4 separate regions of the Homo sapiens genome follow, and regions 1, 2 and 4 are each linked to region 3. The links are chromatin loops, found by intact Hi-C in ENCODE. Cell type or tissue: heart left ventricle. All regions are shown on one strand. Region 1 overlaps ST8SIA2 (ST8 alpha-N-acetyl-neuraminide alpha-2,8-sialyltransferase 2). Region 2 has its middle 49 kb from the start of C15orf32. Region 3 has its middle 28 kb from the start of FAM174B. Region 4 holds the start of ST8SIA2 (ST8 alpha-N-acetyl-neuraminide alpha-2,8-sialyltransferase 2).

Region 1 (8,000 bases), 280 kb after region 3:
TACCATCCGTCTGCTGAACTCTTTTCATCTTGCAAAACTGAAACTTTATACCCATTAAACAAATTCCCCTTCTCCTTCCCCAGACCCTGGCAACCGCCATTCTACTTTCTGTCTCCATCAATTTGACCATTCCAGATGCCTCATGTACGTAGAACCATACAGTATTTGTGCTTTGGCCACTGGCTTATTCCACTCAGCATAATGTTCTCAAAGTTCACCCATCTTATAGCTTGTGTCAGAATTTCCTTCCTTTTTAAGATTGAATAATATTCCATTGTATGGATATACCTTTTTAAAAAAAATTTTTAAGAACAGGGTCTTGCTATATTGCCCAGGCATGTCCAAACTCCTGGGCTCAAGCTATCCTCCTGCCTGTGCCTCCCTAAGAGCTGGGATTACAGGGGTGAGCCACCACGCCCAGCATCTACCATATTTTGTTTATCCATTCACTCATTGACGGATACCTGGGTTGCTTCCACCTTTTAGCTACCGTGAATAAGGTTACTATGAACATGGGTGTACAAATATCTGTTTGAGTCCCTGTTTCCAATTTTTTTTTTTTTTTTTGAGATGGAGTCTTGCTCTGTCACCCAGGCTGGAGTGCAGTGGCATGATCTAGGCTCACTGCAACCTCCGCCTCCCGGGTTCAACCTATTCTCCTGTCTCAGCCTCCGAGTAGCTGGGACTACAGGCATGCAGCACTACACCCAGCTAATTTTTTTTTTTTTTTTTTTGTATTTTTAGTAAAGACAGGGTTTCACCATGTTGGCCAGGCTGGTCTCAAACTCCTGACCTCAGGTAATCCACCCACCTCGGCCTCCCAAAGTGTTGAGATTACAGGTGTGAGCCACCACACCTGGCCCCTGCTTTCAATTCTTTTGAATATACACCCAGAAGTGGAATTGCTGGACCATATGGTAATTCTACGTTAAATTTTTTGAGGAACCGTCATACTGTTTTCCATAGTAGCTGTACCATTTTACATTCCCACCATTTGTGTTTTATTTAATCCTCAGAACACTGTAAGTTGGGTATCATTAACCCCATTATACAGATTAGGAAACTGAGACTCAGAAAGGTGAGGTCATTTGCCTGAACTCACACAGGTAATAAGTGTTCCACTGAAGACTGGAGCCTTAATCTTCCAAGAGTAGCTCTCAGTTGCTCCAAAGGTCTGGCCCAATGTCCTGAATTATATGCCATGAATCCAGCTCTGGCAAGAACTTGTCAGTCCTTACAGATAAACGTAAGGCCCCAGGTTGGCAGCAGGGAGAGATGTATGATGAATACCTAAGTGAGCCATTCTGGCATTCTGCTGGAGGTTAGAGCTATGGTATGGTGGGCAGTTCTGGCAGGTTGGGGAAGGGCCTGTGGAGCCTTAACTGGCTTTACTACCAAGGCTGGGCCATCACAGGTCTTTCTTTGGGATGCCGTCTGTCAGCACGTTGCTGCCTTTGTGTCCAGCCGGCCTAAGAGGCTCCCTGCCCGGGCCAAGACAGAACACCACGGGGAGTTTCTCTCTTGCCCTTCTCTTTGCTTCTCCTGGGAACTAAATGTTTTGATTAGCATACAATTTGGGCATCATCCTGAGTCCACCTAAAGTCAAATCCCAAATTGTGGGAACCTCAAGAGATGCAGTAGGAGGGCCTTTACTGCTTGTAGGAAAATAGCAAACTAAAGTCACCTGCCCTATCAATTTACTAATTCACTTTCTCCAGACATCTTATGCCTCCCGCCTTCATTATTAAGCTACTCTGGCAGTTACCAAGAAGGCGTGAATTAACCCTGGGTATCACTCCTCCGCGTGCAGCCGATTTTCAAAATTAGAACTGGGGAAGCTCAATAACAAGTGCTCACACCTCCCCAGGTAGAGTCCAGGTATGTCTGCCTCTTCCAGAGCCTCCGCTGAAGTGTTGTGCCCGATGGTGACAGATGCCATTGTGTTCGCGAAGCTATCTGACATGATGAGTCTATTCTATCGTCTCAAAAGTTTCCAGCATCTTTGTGCAAACTCTCTGCATGGTACAGAAAACGGGATAAAGTGTAGGAGGCCCAGGGCAGGAGGCATGAGGAATGGGGGTGAGCAGCCAGGTAACCTCAGTATAAAAAAGTGGCTAAGACCAGATGGACCATGGAGTCAGGCAAACCTGGGTGGAATCCCAGCTCCATGTTTACTAGCTGTGTGACCTTAGCAAGTCCCGAGACCTCTCTGAGTCTCCATTTCCTCATCTGCAAATGGACTAACAGGGTGCTTGGGAAGGTTGAGTGAGGTGATACATGTGAGCTCTCAGCAGAATGTGGTTACAGTAGGAAAGGGGGCTCCTTGGGATGTGCTATCTCCTTGCATTAAGCCTGGCCCCTCCCCGAAGGGCTCCCTCCCTCCGTCACTCACTCCCTCCCTCCTTCCCTTCCTTGTCAGGCTCCACTGACCTGGGGAAGCTGACAGCACCAACTCTTCTGTCTTCCCCTAGAAGAAAATTCCTCCAGGCCTTGATCATTTGTGTTGTTTTTCTCTTCTCTCTCAGTGTGTCTCTCTCTCTCTCTCTCTCTCTGGTAATGAGATGGTCAAACAAATGCCATGCTCCGGAGCCATTCTGATGAGACTCCGTGCGGGGAAGCTGGTGTGAGAGGAGAGGAAATGTGGGGAGGCAGAGGCAGAGCGGTGTGCCCCTGGCCGTCATTCCGCATTAAGGTGTTTTGGAACTGGCAACCCTAAATTGTACTGATCTTTTGGCTGCCATGTCCCATTATGGCCTGGGCTCCAACATGCTATCCCCTAAGTTTCCTTCAGCATCGCTACATCCCAGGGTTCTCTCTCCCACAGACCTTTGTGTTTCCAAGGCTTATTCCTTGAAAATACAAGCACGCATCTCTTCCCCACTGGATGTCATTTAAGACATCGTTTTTTGGAGAATTATCCTTGTTCCTGGGAGCCTGGGTTTGAATCCCAGCTCTGCACCTTACTAGCTGTGTTATTTAACTGCTCTGGGCCTCAGTTCACTAATCTGTAAAAGGGAGATAATAATAACATAGACCTCCTCAGACTGTTGGGAGGATTACAGGTGTGAATACAGCTAAAGTGTTTAGAAAATCATTTGGACCCCAGCAGACACAGACAAAATATGACTTTGTTGTTATTCTCTGCTGGCATCAGCCTCCATGGGGAAGAAAATATGTGAGGAGTGAGGCTACTTCCTGAAATGAGCTTTTCAGAATACCTTGTGGATCCAGACCCCAGACAATCAGATTTCAAGGACCCATAGTATTTCCAAAACACTGGGGGTGGGGACTCATGAGGTTACCACCCTCTTCAGCCAAGGGAGAATTTCATAGCTACCATCACTCCCTTTCATAAAAGAAAGGACATCTTAGTATCCCAAAGGAAAAAGGAACATTATCTCAGAATATAGAAGAGTTCTTTTCAGGCAATGGCAGCTGGCAACTTGAAACTATTAATAATCATGGCTACATTGCACTTTTTTTTTTTTTTCTGGCTCCTTTCAGATCACCACTCCTCTGTGGCTCACTATTTGGGAACCACTGACCTAGGGGTTCTTTCATCCTTTGGCCATCAACTAAGAAGCTGGAGGAGGAGGAGGAGGAATTGTTTCCCTGAACCTTAAAAAAGGTCCAGGAAGCAAAGCTGAGTCCCTCCGCATTCCTTCAATAATAAAAAAAAAAGGCACTGGGAAACCCTTGGACAGAGCTGAGAGCTTCATGCTTGCAGAGCAGTTTGGGAAGTCAAAGGCACACCCACACAGCGAGGCTGGATGCTGGATTTCCCAGGGGAGTGAATCGGGATCCCAAGTGCTTGAAAGTGTCAGGAGGAACCTCGACTGCCAACGTGTAATACAGACACATGTCGTGTCGGGGCCGCTGCTCTCCCCAGTTGGAGCCGTTTCCTCCTTGCCATCGTCGCGAAGTCAGTGACAGCCAAAGCTGAGAAAACATGGGACACACAGGTCCCGTCAGGACACCGGGCAGCTTCCTAGCTGGGTGATAAATTGCAGGAGACTAAAGAGAATTTAAAACCAGCCCAGATGCCACCCAAGAGAGTGACTAATCTCAACGCTTAAGGACCAGCCTTGGCTCTGGAGAGATGGTAAGCAAGCCCAGGGGCGGTCAGCCGGCCGGCCACAGGCGACGGTGTCTCACCCCACAGTGCCTCTCCGGAAGATGAGCTTGTCCCCACGCCCTGGCAGGAGATAGCCACCTGACTCACCCAGCTGGTGGCTTTCATGTTCCTGTCCCTCCCCCGGCCGTTTCCACTGTATCCTCCCAACTGTCTCTAACTCATCTCTGCTTGAGACAGCTGAGAGAGATGAGGCTCCGGACCTTATCTAGGATCCACACAGCTGCCCCAAGTCTTGACCCGTCATGAGGATTCACTGGTTTGACCAGTGTTTTCAAATAAAAACACCACTAGAAGGTGCTTCATGAGGAAAATCTTTGAGATGACACATCCCGACCTGACCTCACATTTCTTACTGTCAACGTCTCTAACACTCAGTTTCCAGCATCCTACCTGGGGACCAGCCCTTGCACGGAAACAGCTGGCCCTGCGTTCCTGGTCTGCTCTCAACGCCACTATGGAAGCCCTGAAGGGGATTAAGGTAGACGGGGCCGGCTGTCCTTCCAGGCAGGAGGGGGCAGCCTCAGCAGCACTGTGGGCAGTGGAGGGCTGGAAAGGGCTCTCTGGAGAACCAACAGCCGGCAGAGGCTTGGCATCTGGGCTCTAGATCTTTGGTTTTTACCTAAACTGGCAGGGGGCAAACACCACTGGGTCCTCTGCTTTTACAAATTAGAAAGCAGCTTTTATTTCCATTGGCCCCAAACATTCCGCAATGGTGAATAACGTCATAGCCAGACTGTGCTCTTCACTGGGATGCACCCTCCACGCTAGATACACAGGAAAAGCAGGGGGCTTCCAGATCAAGCAGAGGGTGTTTAATTGTTGTTAGAATAGTATGTACTTTTGGGAGCAGAGAGGCTGAATGCTTATTTTTGGCATATCCTCGGTCAGAGTTTGTTCCTTCAAAAAATATTTAATAGGCTTCATTTACTAAACCATATACGTATCACCAGGGGCTGGAGATAAAGGATAAATAAAATATAATTGTGAAATGCATGTCCATGGGGTGCTGCATGATGGGGTGCTAGGGTGCACACAGGAGGGGCAACCAATGCAGATGTCTCGGAAGGGGACGGGGTCTAGGAGATACCAGATCTTAGCCTGGAAGAAGACAGAGCAGTGAGAGAAAGGAAGGGCCTGGGAGGAGCAGGGCAACAGCAGGAAGGATGGTGTGTGCGCAAGGAGGGCATTCCACAGAGCAGGAGCGGGATGTGCAAAGGCACAGAGGTATGAAATCCTAGGACATTTTGGGGAACCTGTAAGCAATACAAAAATGGCTGGAGCCCAGGCCGGCTACAGACAGAGGCAAAAGACCAGATGATGTGTTGCTTTGTATGCCCTGCTAAAAGCAATGGGAGCCTTTCTAGAATCCCCTCTCGAAGAAGTATTTATAATTTGCAATCTACAACATTTCCAATTTGTAAAACCTAAAACATGTTTAAAACCTAGCAACCCTGCCTTACAGGGGGAAAGAGGCTCTGAGTGGTGAATTGGTTTCTAAGATGGTATCTATTTACAATTTAAATGTGATGTTTGGAACAGTTGGCAATAAGGACTTGGAGCAAGTGAGTTAAAACCAGATCTTTCTCTCCTATTTTATCTTCCAATCATGCTTATACTTCAGTGAAGTACACCAGTACTAGGGAGAAGAATGGGCTTTTTTAAAAAAAAATGCATCGTGTTGAGCAAACGTGTACTTCTTACAGAGTGCCTGGACTGCAACTGCTCAAGGTCATTTTCTTTCCCATCCACGTGCACTCGTCCACTAAACGATTCACCTCACCTCACTCTTGGCTGTTGGCAGTAGTTGCTGCCTGCTCACAGATCTCGTCATGGCTGATGATCAGAGCTAGCCTCTCCTTGTCTAGTGTTTTCCCAGACAGGGCCTGGTGTTTGGCTGAGGTGCACTAGGACCCCTGGCCGTGGTGTACTGGATGGCATCAGTTCTGATGGGTCAGATGTCCATTCTAACAGGTTGGTGCTGGAGAGGGAGCAGTTGTTAAATATCTTTACTATCTCCCCTGCTCCGGACACCTAGATGCCCAAATATACAGCACGTAGTATCGAGGCAGGCCCTTTTGATTGACATCAGAATCAGGTTTGCAATGGAATAGGAGCTTTCCTTCCTCCTGTCACTTTAGCCCCAGGCTCCACCTCAGAGTCTGGAATGCTCATACCTATGGCAGGTGACCTTGTGTAACAGGTTGGGGTTAATGCCATTCTGTCCTCCAGCATGGCACTGAACTTAGCTGGACTAGAGGGACATTTTGGGGAGATGTGCTCAGAGTCCTCCTCTGGTCCTCCTCATTCACCTTCTGTCTTTCTAAATGACTGATGGAGAAACTACTAAGGCCAGACCAGGCTCTCAGGAAAACTCTGGGCCTTTAGAAGAACCACTGGGGATGAGTTGGTCTTCAGATATATTCGTTAACATTATTAGCTCAGGGTAAAAAAAATAACTCAGAGGACAGGGCAGTCTAGCACAATGGTCAAGAGCATGCATGGGTTTCGGCCTTCCACAGAGCTGCTTTATCACAAGTTTATCAGCAGGGTATACAACCTCTCCAGGCCTCGGTTTCTTCATCAATAAATGGGGATAGAAATGGTACCTACCTTAGAGGGTTCTGGTGAGGATCCAGCAAATGTGTTTCAAAGCAGTTAGCCTAGCATCTGGCTCACAGAGCTCTACAAACAGTGCCACTGGCAGGTGACCACTGGATTGCCATGAGGCTGGAATGTGTTAACATCTATAAAGCACTTGGAGTAGCTCTTAGCTCTTAGGAAGCACTCAGTAAATGCTAACCGTGATCATCATCTTCACCGTTGTCATAATTGCTATTGTTATCTTTACTAGTCACTCAACTTCTCTTTAACAAGATTTCTGTAATTCCTTTATGGGTAGAGGAACTAATATGAGGATTAGGACATTGGGTTACAAAAGAGGAGACCTGTGCAAGCCTGCTCTGCCCTTAACCAGCCAGGCTGTGATCTCAGATTAGTGATGTTATTTCTCAGTGTCAAATTCACCCTAGCTGATAAAAAGGAAAGGTTTCTACAGGGAGAGCCCTATGCTCTCTTCTTGTCCCAAGGCTCAGTGAGTTTCTTTCTTTCTTTTTCTTTTCTTTTTTCTTTTTTTGAGATGGAGTCTCGCTCTGTCGCCCAGGCTGGAGTGCAATGGCGTGATCTTGGCTCACTGCAACCTCTTCCTCCCAGGTTTCAAGCCATTCTCCTGCCTCAGCCTCCCGAGTAGCTGGTATTACAGGCACCCGCCACCATGCCTGGCTAATTTTTGTACTTTTAGTAGAGATGGAGTTTCACCATGTTGGCCAGTCTGGTCTCGAACTCCTGACCTCAGGTGATCTACCTGCCTCGGCCTCCCAAAGTGTTGGGATTACAGGCGTGAGCCACCGTTCCCGGCCAGCTCTGAGTTTCAACTTTGCCCAAGGATGCTGTGTGTGCCCATCACTGTGCCAGACTCAGGAAAATATTTATCCAACAGATGTTTATTGAATGCCTTGTGTGCCCAGTTCCATGGACACCATGATGGGCAAGACAGCTACGCCTCACAATCCCCTAGTGGAAGTTACACTCAAGATTAAAGGCCAAGAAACAATCAGAAGATTTTAGCTTACAACTTGGTCGAATTGGATCTAAAACTTGGGAGTGTGCATGAATTGATCAGGGCCTATTTTACCAAAGCCCCACCCAATTTCTGACTTAGAATTTGAATTCACTCCTTGGCTACCAGGCAGGACTCTCTAGGTGCTTTGCAGAGAACTTATCTTTCTACATTTTGTTTTCTTAGTCAGCTCCAGCTCAATGAGAGCAAGAGAGTCAGAAATGGAACTTTGGAAAATAATCACTAAGG
Region 2 (8,000 bases), 160 kb after region 3:
GTTATAGACTTCTGAGAAACTGTTTGCTTGATCTCATTGATCTGGGCTCTTTAGACTGGACCCTGTGGAGCCTCTAAGGTTAATGGGCTCTTGGGGCCTGAATTCCCATGAATCTTGGTGGTTGGGGGGAGTGGTTGTCTAGAAAAAGAAAAACAAAATGACAATAATGTATAGTGCTTTCTTATAATCCATAGCAGCCACATTGTGGAGTTGGATGGGTCAGGACCAACATTTAGGTTGTAACAACCAGATAGAAGGCTCCCAGGCCTGTGATCATTTCATTCTTCTTCAATTCATACTGGATTCTCTGTGATGTTTGTAATGTGGACACAAAGAGACCATTGCACCCATATCTGTGGTAGAATTTCTAATATTCCCCAATATCTAGCTCTCCTCTAATTCTGGTTCATCGAGCCTTGGAATTTCCCATGTCAGTGGTTCCGGTCATTGTATGCAGCAGAAGTAACTTGACAGGCATAGCATTAAATGCTGATGCTGGGTCCCTTAGCCCCCACTTTTCTGCATACCCAACAGGCTTATGGGAGAAGCCAAAATAATGGGAAGGTATAGCCCCTGTCCTTTGGGTCTCAGAGTGAGGATGACGTGGAGCCAACTCTCCTCATCCCCAACCCTGCTTGGGCAGGTAGCATTAGTGAGAAATAGTCCTTTGTTATTTTAAGTCACTGAAACACGGAGGTGGCTTGGAAGCCTGTCCTGACTCATGCAGTATCATATTAACTCGTTCTTGGAACCAGTTACTGGCTTTGCCAATCAACTAAAAAACCAAAACAAAGAAAAAAACAAAAGAAATAAATGAATGCCTAACGTGTGCTGTGCTTATTGCTGGAGACAGTAGGGATATAACGTTCACTGCCTCTGGGGTCACATGGCCTCCTCTTTTGTGTGTGTGTGTTTTCCACGAGTAAACCAAGTTTATTGTAGAAAATTGGAAAACACAGATGAGCTCAAAGAATAACAAATTATCCACACTAGTAGAGAAAAAACAGGTCAACATTTCTTTATGCATCTTTCCTTGCCTTTCTCTTAAAAGAACACTTGTCATTGAATTTAGGGTCCATCGGGACAACCCAGGATAATCTCATCTCAAGATCCTCAACTTAATTACATCTGCAAAGACCCTTTTTCCAAATAAGGTCATATTCACAGGTTCTCAGTGGACATATCTTTCAGGGGTCACTGTTGAATCCACTACATGAACACTTTCCCAGTGCCAGCTACTAGGCCAGGCAGTTTAACTTTTCACCTAACTTACTCTCCTGTTAAATCTCCAAAGTAGGTATTATCGTGTTCATTTTAAAGACCACGAAACTGAGTTTCAGGGAAGTGAAAAAAACATGTCCTAGGTTACACAAAGGTGGGAGCCAGGAGTTACACCTAGGTCTTATTCCTAAACTGGGGGATTTCATATATCAGTACATCTCTCCAAATGGATGTCATCTTCTTCAAACCACTGTTGCTTAAAAGATTTCTGGAACTCCTCTGCTTCAGAACCACTTCACAAGCCATGCAAGAAAAGCCTGCCTGCTTGCATTACTATCATCACAATTTGAATGTATTTGGTTTTAGGCAGCTTTATTTTCACATGATGTAGCTCACAGATTAAATTCTGCTTACAGTGAACAGGCCACAGCATTTGACGAATCAAAGCCTACGGCTTCCTCAAAGCACTAATTACTCAAAAGCCTATTAACCTGTTTAAACCCAGCCAAAGGCTTTGATATCCAATGGAGAGGCCTAGGTAGAGATAAGACCATTTGAAATGCCCCAGTACAAGGTGGGTGGTCCCCTGGTGTGACCTTTCTACTATGTTCCATGATGTCTGGAATGCATCTAGATATGGCCTGTTAGCCAAACATACATGAGTGGAGTCTGTATGTGTGTCTGTGTGCACACAATATGTCTTTCTTTTCTCCATAAATCCAGTCTGAGTTATCATGCACTACTGACTCCATCCCCAACAGCCACCTCCTGTCTCCTTTGCTAGAAATGCCTCCTCCCCTTTCTTTGCTAGAGGCTACATGACATCTAGAGTTGTGAAGCCAGCTCTACTGGTGGGGAAACAATTGCTGACCTGGAGATTCAGAACAGAATGATGAAAAATAGCTGTGATTTAACCAGCTGTGCCTGGAACATCCTACCTCTGGACTCAATGCAGGATCATCAATGCCTTTATCTGAATTTTGTGCTACCTACTCCAACAGCATCCTGTCTGATAACAGGAATTATAACAACAATAATGTAACATTCGGCCAGGCGCGGTGGCTCACGCCTGTAATCCCAGCACTTTGGGAGGCCGAGGCGGGCAGATCACGAGGTCAGGAGATCGAGACCATCCTGGCTAACACGGTGAAACCCCGTCTCTACTAAAAAATACAAAATAAATAAATAAATAAATAAATAAATAATTAGCCGGGCATGGCGGCAGGCGCCTGTAGTCCCAGCTACTCAGGAGGCTGAGGCAGGAGAATGGCATGAACTCGGGAGGCGGAGCTTGCAGTGAGCCGAGATCACGCCACTGAACTCTAGCCTGGGCAACAGAGGGAGACTCCATCTCAAAAAAAAAAAAAAAAAAAGTAACATTTGAGTATGTAGTATACGCTAGAAACTCTTCATAGATGATCACATTTAATTTTCACAACAATACTATGACACAGGTATTATTATTTCCATTTTACAGATGAGGAAACCAAGGTGAAGAGAGGGTACATAATGTACCCAAGGGCACATAGTGTAACAGAGGCAGGATTTGAACTCAGAGATATGTGCTTAACCCCTACACTAGGCTGGCTCTCATTGAATAACCATCCTGAAGCTATCCTCATAGGGTTAACAAGAATTCCAGACAGAAATATATTTATAATTAAGCTCGAATCAGGCTGCAATTTGACCCACTTGCTTGTAACTAGATACTGACCATTTGCTTCCCTGTTGTTCCTATAGACAGGATTTCTGAGACTAGAATCATAAGACTTGTTTTAGATAAATAGGATTTCTGATCTTACATTCATAAGGCTTTTGCATAAGAATTGCTTAAGATGTGTTTTGAGATCCAGAATTCCAGTGAAATAGCTGACACCAACTAGTTTGAAGACCCCATAGAGGAGTGGAATCAGCATGAGAATAGAGCTTCTTCATCTCCCTGTCCCGTGACTTCATCCTGTACTCTTCAACCAATCACAGTTCGTGGACCTATCTCCACACTTCCGGCCACTCCAAAACACTTAAAAATCCTAACCCCAAACTCCACGGGGAGATGGATTGGAGGTTTACTCACAGCTCCTCATTCGGAGGCCCTGCGGTTAAACCTCTTTCTCTGCTGCAACCTGGTGTCTGGCCATGGTATTGCCATGGTATTTACTTGCCATGCATATCAGGCAACAGACCTATTATGGTTACAGTCTGGGAATCCTTCTCCCCGACTTCCCTTTGTCATTTTGTATTACTCTGCTCTCCTCTACCCCTTCTTAGATCACTGATTATATTAGTCCATGTTCACACTGTTATAAAGAACTACCTGAGCCTGGGTTATTTACAAAGAAAAGAGTTTTGACTCACAGTTCTGCGTGGCTGGGGAGGCCTCAGGAAACTTACAATCATCATGGTAAAAGGTGAAGGGGAAGCAAGACAGGTCTTACATGATGGCAGGAGAGAGAAAGAGGGGTGGAGGGGAAGTGCCACACTTTTAAACCATCAGATCTTGTGAGAACTTACTCACTATCACTATAACAGCATGGGGGAAACTGCCCCCCGTGATCCAATCACCTCCCACCAGGTCCCTCCCTTGACATATGGGGATTGCAATTTCAGATGAGATTTGGGTGGGGACACAGAGCTAAGCCATATCACTGCTCTAGCCTAGGGACATGCCAAGTGTCCAAGGAGACCTTCATTCAGTGTTCAGTCTGCCAAACCATTTTTCTGCTAATATTAACCACCTTCTTGGTAAATGAGTGAGGGAACAGGAAGCCTTATCTTACCACCTGTTTTGTCAGTTCTTCCTGAAATGGATAAGCTATTTCCACTGGGTAAGTAACCTCAGTTCTTAGGCCCTTGGGCACAGAATAGATGTTTTCTCCTTGGAAGGAGGACATCAAATTTATTATCTGAGAGGAAGGAATGCTTGGAATCTCTTCCTTCTTTTGAAGTACTGGATTAAGAAGGATCCTTACTCTGATCAGCTAGTCATGCCTGCAGAGGGCTTGGGTGAGATGGAGGGTAGGGTGTGTGCTATGTGTTTGCCATTCTTGCCATGGCAAATAAAGAGACATTAAACTCAACAGAGAAAGGGACTTTATTTCTAGATTGAGTGACAGTGGAGGGTTATACCTTTAAGTTAACTTTGCTTTGAATATCACCCCACGAGTGAAAAAGAAAAAGTGTGATATAAATGGCAAGGAAGAAGCACCTGTGCGAGGTGGTTTTCCAAATCTCTTGGCATCCTAATTACAGGGTTAAATTGGTGGAGAAGCCCTGTTCCCATAGGTTAAAAGTAAATTTTAAATTAGTCCAAATTAAATGGCCACAGATTCATGGTCAAATGGTTTTCATTTAATGAGATTTTACTATCTAGCATCTGTATCTATAAAAGTTATTTTTAAAAATTTTATTTATTTATTTTCAGATGGAGTCTGGCTCTGTCGCCCAGGCTGGAGTGCAGTGGTGCAATCTCAGCTCACTGCAACTTCCGCCTCCCAGGCTCAAGTGATTCTCCTGCCTCAGCCTCCTGAGTAGCTGGGATTACAGGCATGCGCCACCATATCTGGCTAATCATTGTGTTTTTAGTAGAGATGGGGTTTCACCATGTTGGCCAGGCTGGTCTCAAGCTCCTGACCTCAGGTGATCTGCCCACCTTGGTCTCCCAATGTGCTGGGATTACAGGCGTGAGACACCGCACCTGGCCTATATTTATAAATGTTATTTTTAAATGAATGCATTCTGTGAGTAGAGGCTTAGAAGAAAAATGGATCAATAGTTTAGCTCAGTCATTGGATTTCAATAGAAATCCTCTCCAACTCCTGCCTGTATTGCTGTTCCCAGTTCTCGGTGCCATCTTTGAAGCTGTCTTTGTTTTACTTGTTGTGGTCATGGGGAGTTACTGGCTCCTTTGTTCACAGGAATCTGAGACTCACTGTGATCATTCCTGGGGGAACAGCTTCATCAGAAGCTAGTCTGGAGAAACTCCAAGAATGTGGTGTACTTCAGTGTCCTGAAAGTGTGCCTCTTGATGGGGGTGGGTGGGCCGGCCACTGGAGGTTGGGTGGTTCTCCCAAGCCTCGCAACAGTGTGCTCTTAATGAATTACAACTGCTCCCATTTTGTTGCCATCAGGTTTTAGGGTACTTGTCAAAGAAGCCCCCCCAGTGCCCCGCAAGGCTTGTCCAAAAAAAAAAAAACAAAACAAAAACAAACAAAAACACTCCAACCTGTTTTTCTATTTCCTTCTTTGGTTCCCTTTTTGCTCAAAGGATCTTGGCAAGATTATGAAATAACTGGTACTTTTCTTTCCAGGCTTTCTTTGCTGCATTCTATTTGCTCTCTGTGCAAACTCCCCAAAAAATCTATGGGGAGCTTTCCTTTTCTGAGCATTTCCTATGATTCAGGCCTGTCTGGGCAATTTATATTCATATTAGCACTCATTTAAATTCTCTCAGTAAGTTTCTATGCTATTTTAAAGAGCAGAGAAACTGAGGCTCAGGGAGGTTAAGTAACTTTGCAGTTTCCTCCTATGCAACTGAGGTCTGAAATAATCTCTGTGGCATGTCCTCCCCAGGCTGCCTCTTGCCTGCTCTGAGACCCCTGATTTCTCCTCCTGTCCCCTACAGCATCTACTTTCCACAGGCTAGATCTTCCCAGCCATTATCCTTTGTTCTCATTGGTTTTCTATTCCATCACTTCCCCTGATGGCAGAGTGCTGCCTCTTTAGAATACAAATCCAATCACACTCTCCCCCGGCATAAATTATGTGTAGTTCCCCATTGCTTTCCAAGAATCCAAGCCCAGCCTCTCTGGCCTGGTATGGCCTTTGCCCTTCACACTCCTGCCCATTGCTCTCTCTCCCCTTCCCTCATCCCCACCAGTTACATTCATCCTTGTGCTTTGTACAGAATTACTGGCAGCACCTAACATTCCCTCACTTCTCTTTTACCATCATTCCTTTGCTCATAATATTCTCTCCTGCCTAAAATGAGCAAGTTTCTGCCCGTCCTTCCACCGAAGAGTCACTGCTCCCGGGAGCCATTCTCATTGCAGGTGCCCAGCTGCCATAGGCCATGCTGTGCAGGACTCTCTTACAGCAGGAGAGCCAGGTCTCTGACCTGGGCTTGGTGCTGGAGATCCCCCTCCTCCAGCTGAGCCCCTGCCCACCTAGCACGTCCACCCTCTCTTCTAGACCACAACCTGGCTGTCAGGATTCAGGAATTATTTGCCCAAATGGACCCCACCTGTTTTCAGGGCCTGAGAGGTCAGGCTGTGCACTCTGAGGTCAGAGGGATGGCCAAGGGGAGGTCACTTTAGGGAGAGAGGTTCTTTGTATGAACGGAGCTTGGACTTACAGGCTGGCTTGGACACAAATGTGCATTCGAGGCCTTTTTCTGATGTCCCATGAAGCCAGGGTGGGAATGGAAAGGAGTCAAGCTGGGATTGAAAACACCCCTTTTCTTGGCACTACAAACATTACATAAGTCCCATCCTTACCAATGGGCTTCTTTTCCTTTTTCTTGAGAAGGGACGCTACCACCTGAGGTGGAACCTTGTTACAAGCTGCACTGGAAGAATTCTGGGAGTCAGACTACAGATGAGCATCTAGAGCCAGAAGTTTTATTTTGGTTGAGAAAGAGTTAAGTCTGGATTAGAAGGCCAGTCTTGGGTGGGGTTGATCAGAATGCATGGTCAAAAGACAGTGCCTTTGAATTATTGTCAGTGCCACGAGACTTTCAAGTGGCACTTCAGAAGGTTGAGTTGAGGGCCACATCTTGCCAGTGCCTTTCGCTGAGTGCTACACCATGGAAAATCACCCTCTCAACTGCCTGTGCTCACTTCCCATGGCTGAAGCTGATACATCCCCTGCCAATACACTTTAAGAGGGACAGTGACAAGCTGGAACTTTCCAGAGTAAAGCCAACAGGAGTCTAGGTGTGTGCCATAGAAGGAGTTGGAGATGTTTGCTTGGAAGAGGAGACTCAGCAGGCAGGGCAATTATCTTCAAATCAATGATATATATAATTCAGATGATGAAATACTAGGTAAATAACTGGTCAAAGAGCTCATGATGCTTGATGAATTGAAAGAAGCAATTTGTAGAATAGTATGCTTAGTGTGTTCTCATATTTTGTTTAAAAATATTAACAAATATGTGTGTGTGTGTTTATGTTATCTATCTATGTATCTCTATCATGTATCTATGTATCTATATATGTATGTATGTATGTATCTATCTCTCTATGCACCCATTGGATATAATGTTTCAGAAGTAGAACAGTTTATAAAACTCAGTTTTTCAGTTTATGAAAATGGATTTCTTAAACCTCTACATCTAAACTTAACAAAACTAGACTCTCCTTTTCTATGAGGAAAACCTGTGATCTTGCAATCACAGGGCACTTATTTCATTTCTGGCCTTAACTTTCATGCGCGTCCGTGTGAAGAGACCACCAAACAGGCTTTGTGTGAGCAACAAGGCTGTTTATTTCACCTGGGTGCAGGCAGGCTGAGTCCGAAAAGTCAGTGAAGGGAGATACGGGTGGGGCCATTTTATAAGATTTGGGTAGGTAAAGGAAAATTACAGTCAAAGGGGGGTTGTTCTCTGACGGGCAGGAGTGGGGGTCACAAAGTGCTCAGTAGGGGAGCTTTTGAGCCAGGATGAGCCAGGAGAAGGAATTTCACAAGATAATGTCATCAGTTAAGGCAGGAACAGGCCATTTTCACTTCTTTTATGGTGGAATGTCATCAGTTAAGGCAGGAACAGGCCATCTGGATGTGTAC
Region 3 (8,000 bases):
AAGGGAGAGCAGGGATGTTACATAATGAGAGGGGAAGCAAGAGAGATACCAGGCTCTTTAGACAACCAGCTCTTGCATGAACTCATTACCATGGGGAAGTCACCAAGCCATTCATGGGTGATCCACCCCCATGACGCAAATACCTCCTGTAAGACTTCACCTCCAACATTGGGGATCACATTTCAACATGAGACTGGAAGGGGACAAACATTCAAACTATATCACAGGGGTCTTAGAGTGAATCTTTCTCAGTGTCTTTTAGCACAGTGATGGACATGTAGAATGTGCTAGATTAAAACATGCACAATGATTGGCTGGGTTCTATTCCCATGGTGAAATGTCCTTCCCTCTGCTTACAGCTAAATTTAACTTTGATCTGCTGGGGTCAAACTGCAGCCAGGGATTGATTGCTTTTCACTCCACCAACTTTATACGATGAGCCAGGAGCATCTAGCTATTATAAACCAATGTAGATCCTGCTTCTTTTCCCCAGCAGCCTCTGAGCAGCTGTCAGGCGCCACTGATTCCAAGTCAATTTCTGGGCCTCAGATTTATTGGGTGAGTCATTGGCAACCTCTGAATGATTTCCAGTGAGCCAGTCACCTGGAACATGATTTTTGAATGAAAAGTTCATATATTGTTTGGAAAGAATATGGCAGTTATGGCTAAAGAGTCAGAGAGGAGGAAATGGTAGAGGTTGGCATGTGGGGTGGTGGCGCATGAAATGGAAATCTTTCCAGTTAAGTGGAAGAGCAAAACTCAGCACATAAATATTTCACTTAGATGGTCATCTAAGATCAAGCTACAACCCGGAGTTCTCTGATCCCTGGGATGAGCTAGCAGTTGGTGTACTTTCTAGTGTAGATACATTTGATTGAGAAGAAGGAAGATAGAAATGAGTCCAAACTGTCACCCTGAAGAGTTGTAGGCAGGTGGTCAGTTCTGAAACTTCCTAAAATCACCTTTGCAATGGACACGGTTGGCCTTCTTAGGGCTTGGAATGCAAGAATTTCACTTATTAGAGATTCATTTTTTTAAGCATTGCCCTCTCTTGTAAGCCTCAGCCAATGAAACAGAGGGTAAAGTTGTTATCAGGGCTTAGTACCTTAAAGTAAATTAACTTAGGAGATAACATTATTCCTTTGCAGGGTAGGGAGATGGTGGAAAGTGGAGGGAATGGAGGGAAATAAACATTTATTAAGGTCTTATGATGTACCGTGCACTATGCCAGGAACAGTACCCACATATTTCATTTAATCCTCACAACTGTGTGACAAATTTTTTTGGCCTCAGATTGTGAGGGTTGGTTGATTAGTGATACTTCATTGTTGATCAGTGCAATGTCCCTCTCTTGCTTCACTTATTTTTTTACCCTTTTAGCTTATTCTCCATGTCCATTCCCCAGTCTTACTAACAGCAACCGTTCTGATATGTTTGATGTATGTTCTTCTATTTGTGTTGTTTTATGTGTTTGTATTTTAAATTTACATGAATGGTATGGTAGCTTTCATCCTGTTTTCATTCTTTTTTCACTCACTACTGTTTAAAAAACTTTTTATCATGCAAAAATTTCAAACATTTTCAAAAATCAAATGGTATCTTAACTTTAATGTACTTATCACTCAAAGTCAAGTACAAACTTGTGGCCAATTATATTTTGTCTATACCCATTTTTTTCCTACTCACGCATTGCTCTGAAGTAAGTGGCAGAATCACTATTTCATCAGTAAGTATTTTGGTATGTACCTCTAAAATATAAGTACTTTAAAAATATGTAATCACTGTATCATATTATCATACATAAATATTAATATTAGCAATGATCATTTAATATCATCACCTATTCAGCTGATCAGCGTTTCCCAATTGTCTCATCATTATTTAGTTACTTGAATCAAGATTCAAATAAGATTTATACATTGTGTTTGTGATCTTTTTTTATCTTGCAATTTATTTGTTGAAGATCAGGTAATATATTCAGGGAGTTTTCTATAGTCTGAATTTTTCTGACTGTATCTCTGTGCTGCTGTTTAACATGTTTCTCTGTCCTCTCTATGTCCTGCAAATTGGTAATTATATAGATGCTTGGTCGGATGCAGGTCTAATTTTTGGGGGACAGGAAATACTTAGTATGTAAACTTTTAGACTTCCATTAAGAGGTGTCTAATATTGAGGTTTTTTTTTTCTTTTTTTTTTTGTTTGTTACGTCAGCAACGTTGATGGTCAGTGCCTAGATCCATGAGTTCCTTAGGGGTTACAAAATGTTGATAATCTAATTCTATCACTCCTTGTTTATTTATTAGCTGGCATATTCTATAAAGGGAAACTTTCCCTCACTAATTCTTCAGTAACACTGAGATGTAGTTTGTATAGAAAAGGCAAGATAAGTGCTTGATACTTTTATTTATCAATTTTCAAAATAATGAGTTCCTTCAAAGATATAGAAATAAGGCTTAAGATTAATATAAAACCCATGAATTCAAACACTTTTGATGATATTATTTGCAGTTATTATTCAATCAATGCTTAAATTGTCCTATCTTTGGCAGATGAGAGCCATTGCATGTTGTTTTTTCTAAAGTTGTTATTAACACCACCTTTTTAGTCTTTGACAGCTTTCTTACAGGCTGGTATAAGATGTTCCTGGCTCATCTTACACATTTCTTGCCTCAGACCTAGAGTCAGTCATTTCTCCAAGGAGGCCTGGTTTTTGATGAGTGGGAAGTTGTACTCCGAGGCCGCAGCCTGGGTGCTAGGAGAACTGTTTTTATACCTTATCCGTGTTGCCCTGTGTACATCCAATCTGCTTTTTTGAAGGCTACATCATATTCCATAGTGTGCATTCTCTACATGACTCAAGTCTGTTCCTCCAGTGCTCCACCTCCCTGCTAGCACAGACTACACTACCATGAGCGCGCATGTCCCCTTATGAACCTGTATGAGAATCCTTCTAGGATACATATTCCAGAGTCTATATGAGGCTTTTTTAAAGATCAATGTTACCATCCTTATTTTACAGGGGAGGCCACTAAGCAGCTGGGGGAAAGAAAGAGACTGTGGAAAGGGGACAGAGGGAGGGCTTGGAGAAGGGAAATGGGGCCAGAGGTAGAGTGGGAGAGCTTAAGTCTCCATTTCCCTTGTGTCTCTCTCGAGTGGAGGCCGTTTATTCTGTGGTGGTCCTGGTTTCATGGGTCCTGGAGGAAGGGCAGGCCAGGGCATGGATTAACATTCTCTTAGCTTTTCGTGGCTGCTTCCACATCGTTCTTCATGAGCCAAAAACTCCCAGTGTCTTAGGGCTCCTGCCATTGGAATATCTCACTCCTCTAAGGTTGTGTTTGTCATCTACACTTTGGGGTTTCTTCTGCACATCCACCAAAGTCTTTGTCAGATGACCGTGAGTCTTTTCCCCTGCGTGTCTACTTTTGTTTCTTTATTTATTTATTTTGAGACAGAGTCTCACTCTATCACCCAGACTGGAGTGCAGTGGTGTGATCTTGGCTCACTGCAACCTCTGCCTCCTGGGTTCAAGTGATTCTCCTGCCTCAGCCTCCCGAGTAGCCAGGATTACAGGCACGCGCCACCATGCCATGTTAATTTTTGTATTTTTACTAGAGATGGGGTTTCACCATGTTGGTCAGGCTGGTCTCGAACTCCTGGCCTCAAGTGATCTCCACTTTGGGAGGCCCACCTCAGCCTCCCAAAGCGCTGGGATTACAGCCGGGATCCTCTCCACTTCTTCCCAGCATCCTGGACCACCTCCTTATCCACATGGATGACCTTTCCTGCACCACAGCCTCTCAGCAACTGGGTCTTCTCTATACCAATGCTCTCCTCTCTGTTCTCTTCAGGGGACCTGTTCCCATTGCCACACCATGGACAGAGGTGGCAAGGGCAAAGGCTTGAAGGCTTGAAAGATGGCCATTACAGTTAGGGCAGAGTGTGGAGCCTGCAGGGCAAGATGAGGCTTCATAATCAGGCAGGGCCCATCACTCAGCGCTTTGTTGGTCGTATTAAAGATTTTGGCCTGTATTATAGGAGAAATGAGACGCTACAGAAAGTTTTTAAGTGAGGGCAGAGAGGGTGACATGTGTTGGTGATGGTGACCTGATCAATTCGTGTATTGAAAAGACCTCCAGGACTCCCATGCAGAGAAAAGACCAGAGCAAGAGTAGACCCAAGCTTGCTGGTGAGGAGGCCATTTCCATAAGCCAGTGAGAGATTAGGGTGGCTTGGAGCAGGACAAAGACAAGTGGACAGACTCGGGGGATCTTTAGGAATAAAAGTCACCTAGACCTGTAGGACATGGGAGGAGAGCGAGGGGAAGCAGTCAGGGACGATTCCCAGGTTTCAGCTTGCTCAACTGGACAGCAGATGGTGCCATTCCCTTGGTGGGGGAACAAGCGGACGGGGCCAGGCTTTTGAAGTCTGATGGAGTTGTTGTTTGTATGTTTACGGGCAGGGGGATCACAAACACTCTTGGATATATTGAGTGTGAGAAGCCTTGGAAACAAGGCCATGAAGACTTGAGTGGGTAAGGGAGGGATACCCAGGTCTGGAGTTCAGAGGAGAGGTGTGGCCTGGAGGGGAAGTTGGTATCATCAGCATGTAGGTGGAAATGAAGGTGGAGGTGCTGAGATGGTCTAAGAAGGGAAGCCGTGGGAGCAAAGAAGCCGGTCTTGGCGCTGAGGAGAATGAATATGCAAAGGAGATGGATGTGGGGGCAAAGAGCCAGGAAGAGAGGCAGAAGAGTGCAGTGTCATGGAGGCCACAAGAAGGGCGTATTTCAAGAAGGGGCTCTTGCTCTGCTGAGAAAGGGAGGTCAAGGAAGAGGAGGAACATGTCTGTGAAATTTAGCAATGTGGAATCATGACTAAGCTTAGAGCCATGTCAGTGGAGTGACAAGCCGGAAGCCATGTGGGAGTTTGGGGGAGAGAGAGGGAAGTGAGGTGATAGAGGGTCTTCTAGGAAGGCCCCTCAAGGGCTGGGCTGACTGAGTTGTGAAGCTCGCCCTTTTGTCCTACTTCCTGCCAGGAATTTGGACCTGACAGCTGGACAACAGTGTGGCCATTCTTGGGGCCATGAGGAAAAGGCCTGGAGTCTGTGATGTGAACTCCTGGAGCTGCTGAACCATCAGCAGCAGCTTGCACAATTCTGGAATTTTTTTTTACTTGAGAAAAATAAAACCTTATGTGTTTTTGCAGCTGACAATAATTTGTAACTGATAGAGTGTGCTGCCTGCGTTATCTGGTTTAATCCCTACAACTGCCTATTATTACTCCTATTTTACAGACAAGGAGACCCAAACACAGAGAGGTTAAGAAAGTAGAGTCACACAACTAAGGTGGCAGAACTGAGTTTAAAGACAGGGTTTCTCCTGGATGAGATTGGAGACTCTTACTTTAAGTGAAGTAACTCGGGAATGGAAAACCAAACATCGTATGTTCTCACTCATGAGTGGGAGCTAAGCTCTGAGGATGCAAAGGCATAAGAATGACACAATGGACTTTGGGGACTCAGGGAAAGAGTGCGAAGGGGGTGAGGGATAAAAGACTACAAATTGGGTTCAGTGTACACTGCTCAGGTGATGGGTGCACCAAAATCTCACAAATTACCACTAAAGAACTTGTTCATGTAACCAAACACCATCTGTTCCCCAATAACCTGTGGAAATAAAAATTTTAAAAAAAGACAGGGTTTATGACTCAAGACCAAGTCCTTAACCCCTGTAATATACTTTCTCAATAGCTATTATTGGGACTTTGGTGTTAATTGCCATTAGCCATCTCAAAAGACGACTGGGAAGATTACATGTCACAATGAGGCCAAATCTCCTTTCACTAAGGTAGGGATAGAGTAGGTGCTTAATGCATGCTTTGAAATACCTGACAATTCTTCCTGTACTTCATCTGTTACATATTTTGTGGAGATAGTGGTGGTGGTAGGGCATTGCTAGTAGACATTGAAAGTAATTTCTTTCCTTTTTTTTTTTTTTTTTTTTTTTTGAGACAGAGTCTTGCTCTGTCACCCAGGCTGGAGTGCAGTGGCACGATCTCGGCTTACTGCAACCTCCGCCTGCCGGGTTCAAACAATTCTCCTGCCTTAGCCTCCTAAGTAGCTGGGACTACAGGCGCGTGCCACCATGCCCGGCTAATTTTTTGTATTTTTAGTAGAGACGGGGTTTTACCATTCTGGCGGCCAGGCTGGTCTCAAACTCCTGACCTCATGATTCGCCCGCCTCGGCCTCCCAAAGTGCTGGGATTACAGGCTTGAGCCACCGTGCCCGGCTGAAAGTAATTTCTAAAACTATAATTCCACAATTCAACTTTACATGCACTCTAGTAGTTCATATTCAAAACTATCCTCCCGCTTATAATCACAGGGGAAAAAGTGCTGAAAGCAGAGAATCAAAGCTGCTGGTATAGGGAAATCAAGCTCCATTTCCACAGCTGTAACCATCTTTCAGCCACAGTGAGGAATGAGCACAGGGGGCTGGATCGCTTTCATTGCAGTTCTGTTAAGCATGATGTCACTAAGGGGGATTGTGAAATCACCCACTTCCAAGCAGAACAGAAAATCTGTCCAAGTTTTACAAATGTTATTTAAAATCTTAGCTGTCAGCCGTGAGAAAAATCCCTGCAGTCACATAAAAAAACCAGAATAGTTTTCAAAGATGGCTTTTATTACTAAGTTGTTACTATAAACATGCTTTCACCCAAACAGAGCAAAAATATGCAATTTCCTGAAAATGGGAGCTGTGAAATCACATCCCCAGAATATTTGTAATTACTGTTGATGATTCATTTATTAGCATTTCAGTACACATGTTGAGGGGGGAGGCGGGAAGACCAGCCTACCAGCATGTATCAACAATTAGTGGAGATACTATCTTTTCTTAATGAAATTTGATAAACAAAATTGCCTGATGGCTTGTATGTATTTTTTCAGAATTGAATAAAACTTAGAATTTATTAATGCACTTGCATTACTATAGTACTTTAAGCACTTGTCTAATATATACAGATTAAAACTTTACATGGTTTAAATAACAGGTTTTCCTCATCAAATATTTGGGTTAAATAAAAAAACCTGACATTTACATTCTTTTTTTTTCAATCATTGCCCAACAGTTTAGAACATAGAAAACTCAGTTTATCCCATATTCTCTATCACTACCATCTTGATCATGAAAGCTTATTTTAAAATGTGCCTATAATGAGTTTGTTGACACATACATTATAAAGTTAGAGTGAAAAGCTGAGGTGATCTATGTACCTGCTGCTGCTATTGATAATTTACTCTGCTTACCCTTGGCAAAAACGCTCAATGAACAATGTTTTAGAGTAGGGGGCTGAAATCCTTTCCGCTAGTCTTATAAATCATTCATTTTGGATTCAAATAATAATTACCATCCCTCCACTTTAGATATCCTACATATTTTAAATGGTGCAGCTCCCTATAACAATGGGAATGGGATATCGAGAAAATGGATGGCTGTTACATGTCAGTACTGGCAGCTTACTTTCCAGGTCTTATCCCTAAAGGTAAAGATTTGGTTATGTTTATACATAACATTGTATCGCTGTGTTCCATTCTGGGGATGGTACGGAGCCAGATAAGTGGGAAGTAAGTCTATGTCTGCATCCATAGGATGGGCTGGAGAACTGAAAATGTCTCTGGAAGAACATCTTTGTATACATAAGTATTTATATAGACATACTCATATAATCTTGTATGTGTGTGTTTATCTATAGACCTATGTATATCTATATCCAGATCTATCTATATTTCTATCTATATTCATACAGAATAAAGATATAGAAGGTAGAAGTATTGATAGATAGTGGTACTGATAGTAATACAAAAAGAAACTTCCGGGCCGGGCACGGTGGCTCACGCCTGTAATCCCAGCACTCTGGGAGGCCAAGGTGGGTGGATCACGAGGTCAGGAGATCAAGACCATAGTGGCTAACACGGTGAAGCCCCATCGCTACTAAAAATAC
Region 4 (8,000 bases), 290 kb after region 3:
GCAGGGAGCACTCAAGTGAGACAAGTCCCCGGGGTGCGTACATATATGGGAACAACCTGATGTGGGGAGCGTAGGCTTCACCGTGCATTTGGCAAGAAAGTGCAACATTATGTGCAAAGTGATCTCCTGATTGCATTTTAAAAATTAAAAGTTCCCAGCATGTGGAAGGTATTTGGTAAGAATTCAGTGAATGGCTGACCTAGGGGTGCCTGGATAAGCACAGCACTTATGTTTTTATAACAGGACAATGGGCAGCGCCGGGCCTTCCCTCTCACATGGGCAAAGGTCAGCAAGTGATCTGAGCCGGGCAGTGCCCACATCCGGAATCAGAAGCCGGAGAGCCTAGAGGAAGGCCCTCCTCACCGCATCTTCCATTACCCCAAGACGTGACTTGCCCGATTTCCTTTCCAATCCACGTTTCTGAGGCGAGCAGCTATGAAAAGTAGCATGTTTATCTCTGCGTGGGAATTGGTGGCACGTTGTGTATTAACTGCGCAGCATTTGTGAAAGTTTTCAGAGCTCTTGGGGAAACCGAGAATGAGAGGAGAAAGAGGCAGGGAGAGGGGTTCTGGAAGCCCAGCGGAGTTCACAGAAGGAATTCCAGGGAGATGGGCAGGGGCAGGGAGAAAATGAGAGCAGGAAGCGGCACTTGTCACAAGTTTTTGTCCTTGGGGCCTCGGCATCCCGCCTGGGCCCAGGACTGGCATCTCCCATTTGAGGGACTGACAGTGTGGCGGACCCTCAACTAGCACAGATAACAAATGAAGTAACAAATGGGACAAAGGAGGGGCGCACGCGGCGCGGGACTCGAGAAGAGCGCCTGGCAGAGCACAAATCCCACAGAAGAAGAGACCTTCTGCCCTCTTTGAGACCTCACCTTCCCCTTGCCCAGGGCCAGGAAGCTCTCCTCGGGCCTCCTCAGAACCCCGGCTGCCTCCCCACCTGTCGTCTACCGCCCTTTGGAGGTTCCGGAGAGGGGCCCGGCCCGGCGAGCCGAAGGCTGCGGGGCGGGGCGCGAGTCTCAGCCCCTGGGACACACAGCCGGTGCGTCCCGCGCCTCAAGTGCGCACTCCAGGAAGTCCGGAGCCGGGAGGATCCGGGCTCGCGGTCCCACCCTACCTCTGGCGAGGTCGGGAGAAAAAAAGCGCCAGATCGCCCGCCTGAGGGCCCAGAAGCCCACCGGGCGGCGGTACAGACTTTCCCGAAATGTCTCCGTCTCCGCGCTGCGAGCGCACAGGAACCCAGGGTCGCCGGGGTTGCCGTGGCTTGGCTGAACGTCCAAAGCCAGGCGAGGGCGGGGGGTCTCAGTCCAGCTATGCGAGCCCTTCTCTAGTGGTGCCAGCTCCTACGCCGGGCTCCCGGGCCGGCGGGAGGCGCGTGTGCCTGTCTGTGTGTGCAGGGGACATTCCGCTTCCCAGTAGCCCATGCAGAACCCCGCCCTCCGCTCCGGCCCCAGGAACCCCTCCCCCAGCTCAGAGATCCCTGCGCGCCCCCTGCCCACTTTGCCAAGGCGAGAAAGCGGCCGTGCTGGAGACAAAGAAACTCCTGCCTCCCTCCACTCTCGGCCCCTCCGCCCGCCCGAGACACTCCCCGGCGCCCTCCCTCGACCCCGGCGACACTGCGCTTGGACACGCCAGGCAGGGGGGCAGGGTGGGCGAGTCCGCTTCCCGACGCGGGCCAGCTGGGGGCTTCCCGTGAACCCCGCCCGGGGACACCCCACAGCAGCCGCGCCCCCACCCTCCTCTCCCCAAACCGTCCCGGGCCCCTGTCGCCGCCACCTTCTGCCAAACCGTCCCCATCTCTCCAGCGGAGCTACAGCGGGGCGCGGCGCACACAAAGGGGGTCGGAGGGTGGAGAGTACAGAAGGAGGGAGAGATCCCGCCAGGGCTCGTGGCACGGGCCTGGGAGCAGCTATTTACCCGATTTCTTCTTCGATCTCTGAGATGTCTGCGAAGATGAGGAAGACCACGAGCAGCGTGAGCGCGGCCAGCATCCAGCTCCGGAACTGCAGCTGCATGGTGGGTTCGCGCCCGCCGGGACCCACGCGGGCCGGCGCGAGGAGCAGGGGCCGGAGGGCGCAGCGGCGGACGCCGGAGCCTCCGCGCGCCGCGCGCAGCTGGGCAGACACCCTGCGCTCCGGACGAGTCCGGGCCGGCGGCGGCAGCGGCAGCGGCAGCGGCAGCGACAGGCAGGGGTTGCTCAGGCGCGGCGAGCCCGCTCGCTCCCTCCCGGCTCCCGCCTGCCCCTCCCTCCCTCCTCTCCCTTCCCCCGCCCCGCGCCCGGCTCCGCGCGCAGTTTGACAGCTTTGCTCCGCGCCTCTGCTCGCCTCCTCCCACCAACTCCAGCGTCCAGGCGCTAGCCTTTGCTTCTCCCGCCTGGCTTTATTCAGCTCCCGAGGGCGCGGGGATGCAGCCGGACGCCACTCCTGGCCTAGAGAGACTGGGCTCTGGCCACCGCGAGCGACCGGGTACGGAGCTGAGCCCAGGGAAGTGCGCGCACCGCCCGGCGCACCCCTCAGGCTGGCAAACGCCCTCCCTCGCCCGCTCTTTGTCCAGCTCCCTCGCCTCCTCGCAAAGTTTTCTCGACACAAAGACCAACACCTGGGGACAGCCCCCAGCGCGCGGCGAGAAGGCGGTTTCAGCCAGGCAGATGTTTCAGCAGTTGATGAATTAGGAGGGGAGGTGGGGGAAGGGGAGGAGAGAAGAAATATCCAAGACAGGCCAACTTCAGTGAAGATGCTGACTACAGTTTGTGGGCGAGGCTCTCAGCCCTCGAGAAACCACTCCCTCCAGGTGCTGATCTTTATCTCCATTTATAGACCCGATACTGGGTCGGGAGAGCTCTCCGAGCTGCCCCCAGATCACGCAGTCCTGGCTGGAACCCTCGGCTAGAACCCCAATGGGAGACTCAGCGCCCGCCTTCCCTCCGCCCTCGCGGTGCTGACGCCGGGTGGCCTTCATCTCCCCAGTTCTTGGACTCTCAATGACCCTAAGATCAATAACCGCGGGAGGCCTGTCTTGATCAAAATGCCTTCTAGAAAAATATGGCTCCCACAAGGGGTAATGCCCCCCACCCTTCCGAATATTGTACACTTTCACAGCCTTAGACAGTTTAAGTCAAATTACATTTCACACCAACCATTGGCCAGGGGTGGGAAGGGCCCCATTAAGTTTTACTGGAATTAGATAATTACCTTTTATTTTCTTTGCACGAATTGGAACAATTCCTGAAATTAAGAAATGTAACTTTCCAGAAATGATCATCTGGTTTATGAAAGGGTCCTTTGGGTTTGAGTGTGGGGAGGAGGAGTCCTGTTGGAGAAGCTACATGGAATGTCCTAAGTGCTGGAAACCACACCCCAGTGAATGGGAGGGGCGTGTCGGCCTTATCCCCTGGACCACTCAGAGGAGTTTGGCGAGGGGCTGGCAGCAGCCAAGTCCCTTCATGGCGCCCCCGGGGATGTAAGAGGGCCTTCTGATTTTCTACCAAAGTACTGCTTGTGCCCAGAGCCCTTCTGCCCCTTCGTGTGTAAGGAGGGGCAGGAGGGAGGCTTCCAAGCCGGGGGCTGCTGCCCTTGTTGACCCTGGGAGCCAGGGCAGGCTCTCCCCTGCAGGAAGAGGTCCCATCACCCAGCCTGGAGAATGGATTAGGGAAGCAGCACAGCGTCAAGGGAGAGCTCTGCCTCACCTCCTTTGAGGAGTGCCAGGAGCAGATGTCTTTTCCCCAGAGGAAGCGTGTACTAATTCCCACCTCAGCGCTTCATTTCCTTCCCATTCCTTGGCGAAGTCAGCGCACCCTGCTCCTTTTACAGTAAGCACTTCGAAAATACCATGTATTTTTCTTGGGGTGAGGTTTTTCTGATGTGGAGAACAATGTTGGACGTCACTCTCCCTGTCTGTTAGAGGCAGGGATGAGACGTCAAAGGAGAGTTTCCCATCAGTGTGGCTGGCACGGGGTCTAACCATCCTTATTTCAAGTTTTCAAAATGCCAAAATCTTTCCCTTTGTCTTGCTTGAAGGGTGGTTTAGGAGGTGTGGAGTGGTTTTTGTCATCATTTTGCCTTGTTTTTCTGAAGGGAATGGTTGGGATACCTGAATAGGGAGAGGAAAGTACAGGATGCGCCTGGTATGCTGCTCTGTATTTGAATCGCTCCTCCACTCACTCCAACGTGCAGCAATATTTAACCTACCTTGTACCAGGCTCTGTGCTAGGAGCTAGAGACACCAAGTGGAGAGAGACACCTCGGGTTTCCTGCCCTCTAGTGGCTCACTGTTCACAAGGGAGACAGACATTCAGGTGTCTAATTATGATAGGGGATTTGAGCTGCAGTAGACCTAAGGTCTCCTGGCTCACTTATAATTGATTAATAAGATCCCCCAAAAGAGCAAGAAGAAACTGACCTTTCTCTCCTCTGTTCTCTGCTTCTCTGCTTCTCTACCTACTGCACTCTTACCATGCAGAACATCATGGAAGTGTTGCCGTGGTACTAAATTCACCAGGTCGGGTCAACCTCATTGCTGCAAGCACAATTACAACAGAGTCTATTTCCATTTCCTGTTAGGTGACCCACGATTACAGCAGAATCTATTTCCGTTTCCTGTTAGGTGGCCCATGTTCTCATCCCAGGCTCAGTCTTCCTTCTTTGCACCCACCAGACCAGAGTCATATGAGTGGACAGGAAACAGTGGAAGCTTTTGTTGAATGGTTCGATTCCATATAGAGAGATCCCTGTAATCAGACCCACAGAGCAATATCTCTCAAGTATACCTGCTCGGAAGTAGAGCTAGCTTCCTCACATAGACGCTGTCCTTGCGATGAGAGTCACTGAAGTGGGATTTTTCTTGGAGGGTGATGGGGGACCCTTGTGATCGTTGACTATAGAATACCTGCTATCTGTGATCACTTAGGTTTGGGTCTCGTTGGGCCAGCTCCTTTAACAAGTGATTGTGTACATACACCACCCGTTGCTGCCTCTGCAAAAATGAGTTTGTTCCTGGAATCTGGAAAGAGGAAGACTGATGAGATTGGTGGAGAATGTCAGACTGGTGATGTGAACTGCCACATGGGCATGTGCTTGGCTTGGCCACCCTGACCCCTCCCCTCCTGCTTACCCCTCTGTTTAAGCAAGTCTCTTTTCCTGCCTTGGATTTTCCAAGAAGCCCGAAGGTCCTACAGCCATCACTTCTGTAGACTAAGTCATTGAATGTTTGGGTTAAAATGAGGAAGTGGTGGCAAATTAAAGGCCATTACCACCCATTAACATTTTAACTCAAATTAATTGAGTATATAAGCTATTCAGGCAACTGGTAAGGCCCTGGGCAGTTTGTAGTAATGAGGGACAGAGGGCCAAGAGGCTTTTCAGAAGCTCAAAGGAGCCCAACAGGGTCACACATGGACACCCCTTCCTTGTGTCTGACACTGGCTGAGGGCATGTTTGTCCTTCTAGCTGCAACCTGGAGAATGGGGAACCACCCAAAGCCTGAATTCGTGGAAACTCTAAAACTGTATCTACCATTTACACATAGGGCTAAACTCCCCCTCTCCACCCCAGCTATGCAGAATCTTCACCTGAGCGACTTCTTGGGAGTAGTAAGGTCTGTATTGATAATAACTTGTCCAAGTGACTGGCTGGAAATGGGGGCAAGTCGGACGGGGGAGGGAGCAAGGGGGAATGGAGCTAACATTTGGGAGTGCACACAAGTTCAAGGCGCTGGCCTGGGCTATTTCTCTGATTTAATCCTGGCAATCCTTTCATATAGATATCATTATCTCCCTTTTACATTTGAGGAAACTGAGGCTCAAAGAAGCTGATTTCCTACCCTGACCCAGCAACATGTGGGACTGTGGGATGGCCAATATCCTCTTCCGCACGTGGGGCAATTCTAAATAGATTTGTAAACAGGCATCTTCTTTAATTCTGACTATGTGCCCTTAGTTCTGGCATGTGAGGATTCTGGGAACAAATCTATCTTCACTCACTGCACACCCTTCATCATTTGTGAGACTATAGTAATAAATCTCTGTTTTCATCTTTCCACATGGAAAAAACGAGTTATTTCAATCAATTCAGACTTAAAAAAACCTTAAGAATAAATAATAACAATCGCATTCAAAATTCTGACCTAACACCTTTGAACTCGCTCCAAGAGCAATTTAGAATGTGAAATAACTACAAAGTGGTAATGGTCTTGCTTTTTCATCATCTCTGAAGGGGGAACTGTATGTGTGTTGGGACTGGGTAGGATGGGAGGGTGATGTCAACAGGTAGAGTATCATAGTCGGGATACATTCATTGGCTATTGTGTTTCTGCACTGCTAATAAATGAGAGAATTTGCCTTATCTTGAGAAATTTACATTAAATTTGAGTATTCTCACAAATGCAACGTTTTCCGCTTTAAAATCAGACTCAGAGTGGTAAGAATATGGAAAAGTTAACGGGCACATTTGCATTCCTTTTGTAACTTTTTTTAAATAGCAAAATTATAGTTTAGCCAAGGAAAGAAAAGAAATGTACTCAGGCGATTGCTGTAAATATTTCCGAGACTATCAGCAAGAGATCTTGGGAGGGGTGTGAGAATGAGCTCCACAGCGAGCTGGAAGTGGTAGTGGGCAGGGGGATGGTTCAATGTTTTTTTGTTTGTTTGTTTGTTTGTTTTGCTGGGAGTTTAACAAACTCTTCAGCTGGCATTCAAGGCAGTATTGAACCAAAGCATGAAGTCAGGTACCAGACAACAGAGAAGAACTAAAAGGAATGTCCGCTCACGATTCTCACCAGGGCTTCGAGGAATGATCACTGTGATCTCAGTCAGACTTCCTGGCTTGCCCAACTTCTTGGCTTGCCCACCTTTGCCCAGAGTCCAGCATGGCCCCTTCCTTGTAGGCATCTGAGGAAACTGGCCCGTGTTGACCATCCCTGGCTCTCAGTCTTGTGCCACTTCTCTTAACCTTAGTTTGGATCATGGACCTCCACATTCTCAGAGCTGGAAGGGTTGGTGGAGATGGTGCTTTCCCACTCATTCATTTACTTGACAAGCATTGCTTCATTGCCTCTTACATGTCTGGAATTATGCTGGAGGGCTGGGATGTAGCAGCAAATGGGGTAAACGCAGCTGCTCCCCTGGTGGAGCTTGGAGTCCAATGGGATTTTCTAGATGAAAAACGCTGTGATGAGAGACCAAGAGACTTGCCCACAGTCCCACCACTTGTTTCAGAGCTGAGAACAGATTCTAGCTCTCCTGCCTCCTAGCTGAGTTCAGTTCTAGTTCTCCTTCATACATAATATTTTATTTCATGTTTGTGATACTTCAGTGAGATTGGAAACTCCGAAGGGATAGGGACTTTTATTCCTCTCTGGCCCCACATTATCTAGGAGGAAAGAACCCCAGTCAATACCTGTTCCCATCATGGTCAATTTCAAACCATCATCGTCACGTTGCTGAAGGCAGAGTTAGGAAAAGATGTGAACCGCCCAGCATGACACAGTATTCCCACCATATTCATACAAGAAACAAGATAACTTCAAGAACATAGATCATGGTCAAGGGTGGAAAATGAAATTAGGAAGTGATGAGTTCTGAGTATTTATTGCCTTTGTTTTTGATATAATTTATTGAACTTCAAGTTGATATATTTCCATTTTTAATAATGACTGTATTGAAGAGCCAGCATGAGCCACCTCCAGCACAAAACTAGGGACCAGTGGCAACAGGAGGTCGCCAAAGTCACAATGCCTTTGTGAGCATGCCAGGTGAAATACTGTTTCTAAAGTAAACTCGAAGCGGCATAGTCCCCAAAGACATGGCAGCGTTTGCCAGGATGTCGACCCGCTGGGATGTTGGCACCAAACACTGGACAGAGGAAGGAGACTCTTGGTGCCAAGTCAGTTTCTTGTAAAATGTCCCTTTGGGAATCCTCTTCCACTTCTCCCCTGCCTCAAATGCCATCTGTGTGGTTATACATCCTCTCTTCCCAGTCCTCAGATCAGATTTGTCAGAGCAGA

Evidence for each region. Hi-C counts contacts between places; a loop is a spot of excess contacts. Peaks named below come from ENCODE experiments on the same cell type or tissue, not always from the same donor. Only the 100,000 strongest peaks of a DNase experiment are listed, where the experiment ranks them.
Region 1: a loop joins it to region 3, with 2.1 times the contacts of the local background. A loop is called at or near these places in 3 of 110 quality-filtered maps.
Region 2: it touches region 3 in a loop (11-fold over the local background); 71 of 110 quality-filtered maps call a loop at or near these places.
Region 4: it touches region 3 in a loop (4-fold over the local background); 3 of 110 quality-filtered maps call a loop at or near these places.

The regions. Positions count from the first base shown.
Region 1 is chr15:92,397,402-92,405,401 of GRCh38, reverse strand. The region is part of intron 1 of ST8SIA2 (ST8 alpha-N-acetyl-neuraminide alpha-2,8-sialyltransferase 2); the gene reads right to left. Among named protein-coding and RNA genes, the nearest start is that of ST8SIA2, 7.5 kb to the right of the region's middle. In heart left ventricle, no CTCF peak of the experiment used is centred here; a DNase peak (open chromatin) is centred at 4,141; H3K27me3 peaks cover 1,774 bases.
Region 2 is chr15:92,517,069-92,525,068 of GRCh38, reverse strand. No RefSeq gene overlaps it. Among named protein-coding and RNA genes, the nearest start is that of C15orf32, 49 kb to the right of the region's middle. RefSeq lists enhancers at 2,918-3,510, 6,469-6,970. In heart left ventricle, a CTCF peak has its summit at 3,343; a DNase peak (open chromatin) is centred at 3,334.
Region 3 is chr15:92,680,027-92,688,026 of GRCh38, reverse strand. No RefSeq gene overlaps it. Among named protein-coding and RNA genes, the nearest start is that of FAM174B, 28 kb to the right of the region's middle. RefSeq lists an enhancer at 1,821-1,990 and a silencer at 4,294-4,588. In heart left ventricle, a CTCF peak has its summit at 4,375 (motif pointing right); a DNase peak (open chromatin) is centred at 4,366; H3K27ac peaks cover 487 bases.
Region 4 is chr15:92,388,082-92,396,081 of GRCh38, reverse strand. ST8SIA2 (ST8 alpha-N-acetyl-neuraminide alpha-2,8-sialyltransferase 2) reads right to left here and starts at 2,201. Exons shown (of 6, transcript NM_006011.4): 1 at 1,920-2,201. The coding sequence starts at 2,017. In heart left ventricle, a CTCF peak has its summit at 4,268 (motif pointing left); DNase peaks (open chromatin) are centred at 1,171, 1,421 and 2,321; H3K4me3 peaks cover 2,151 bases; H3K27me3 peaks cover 5,722 bases.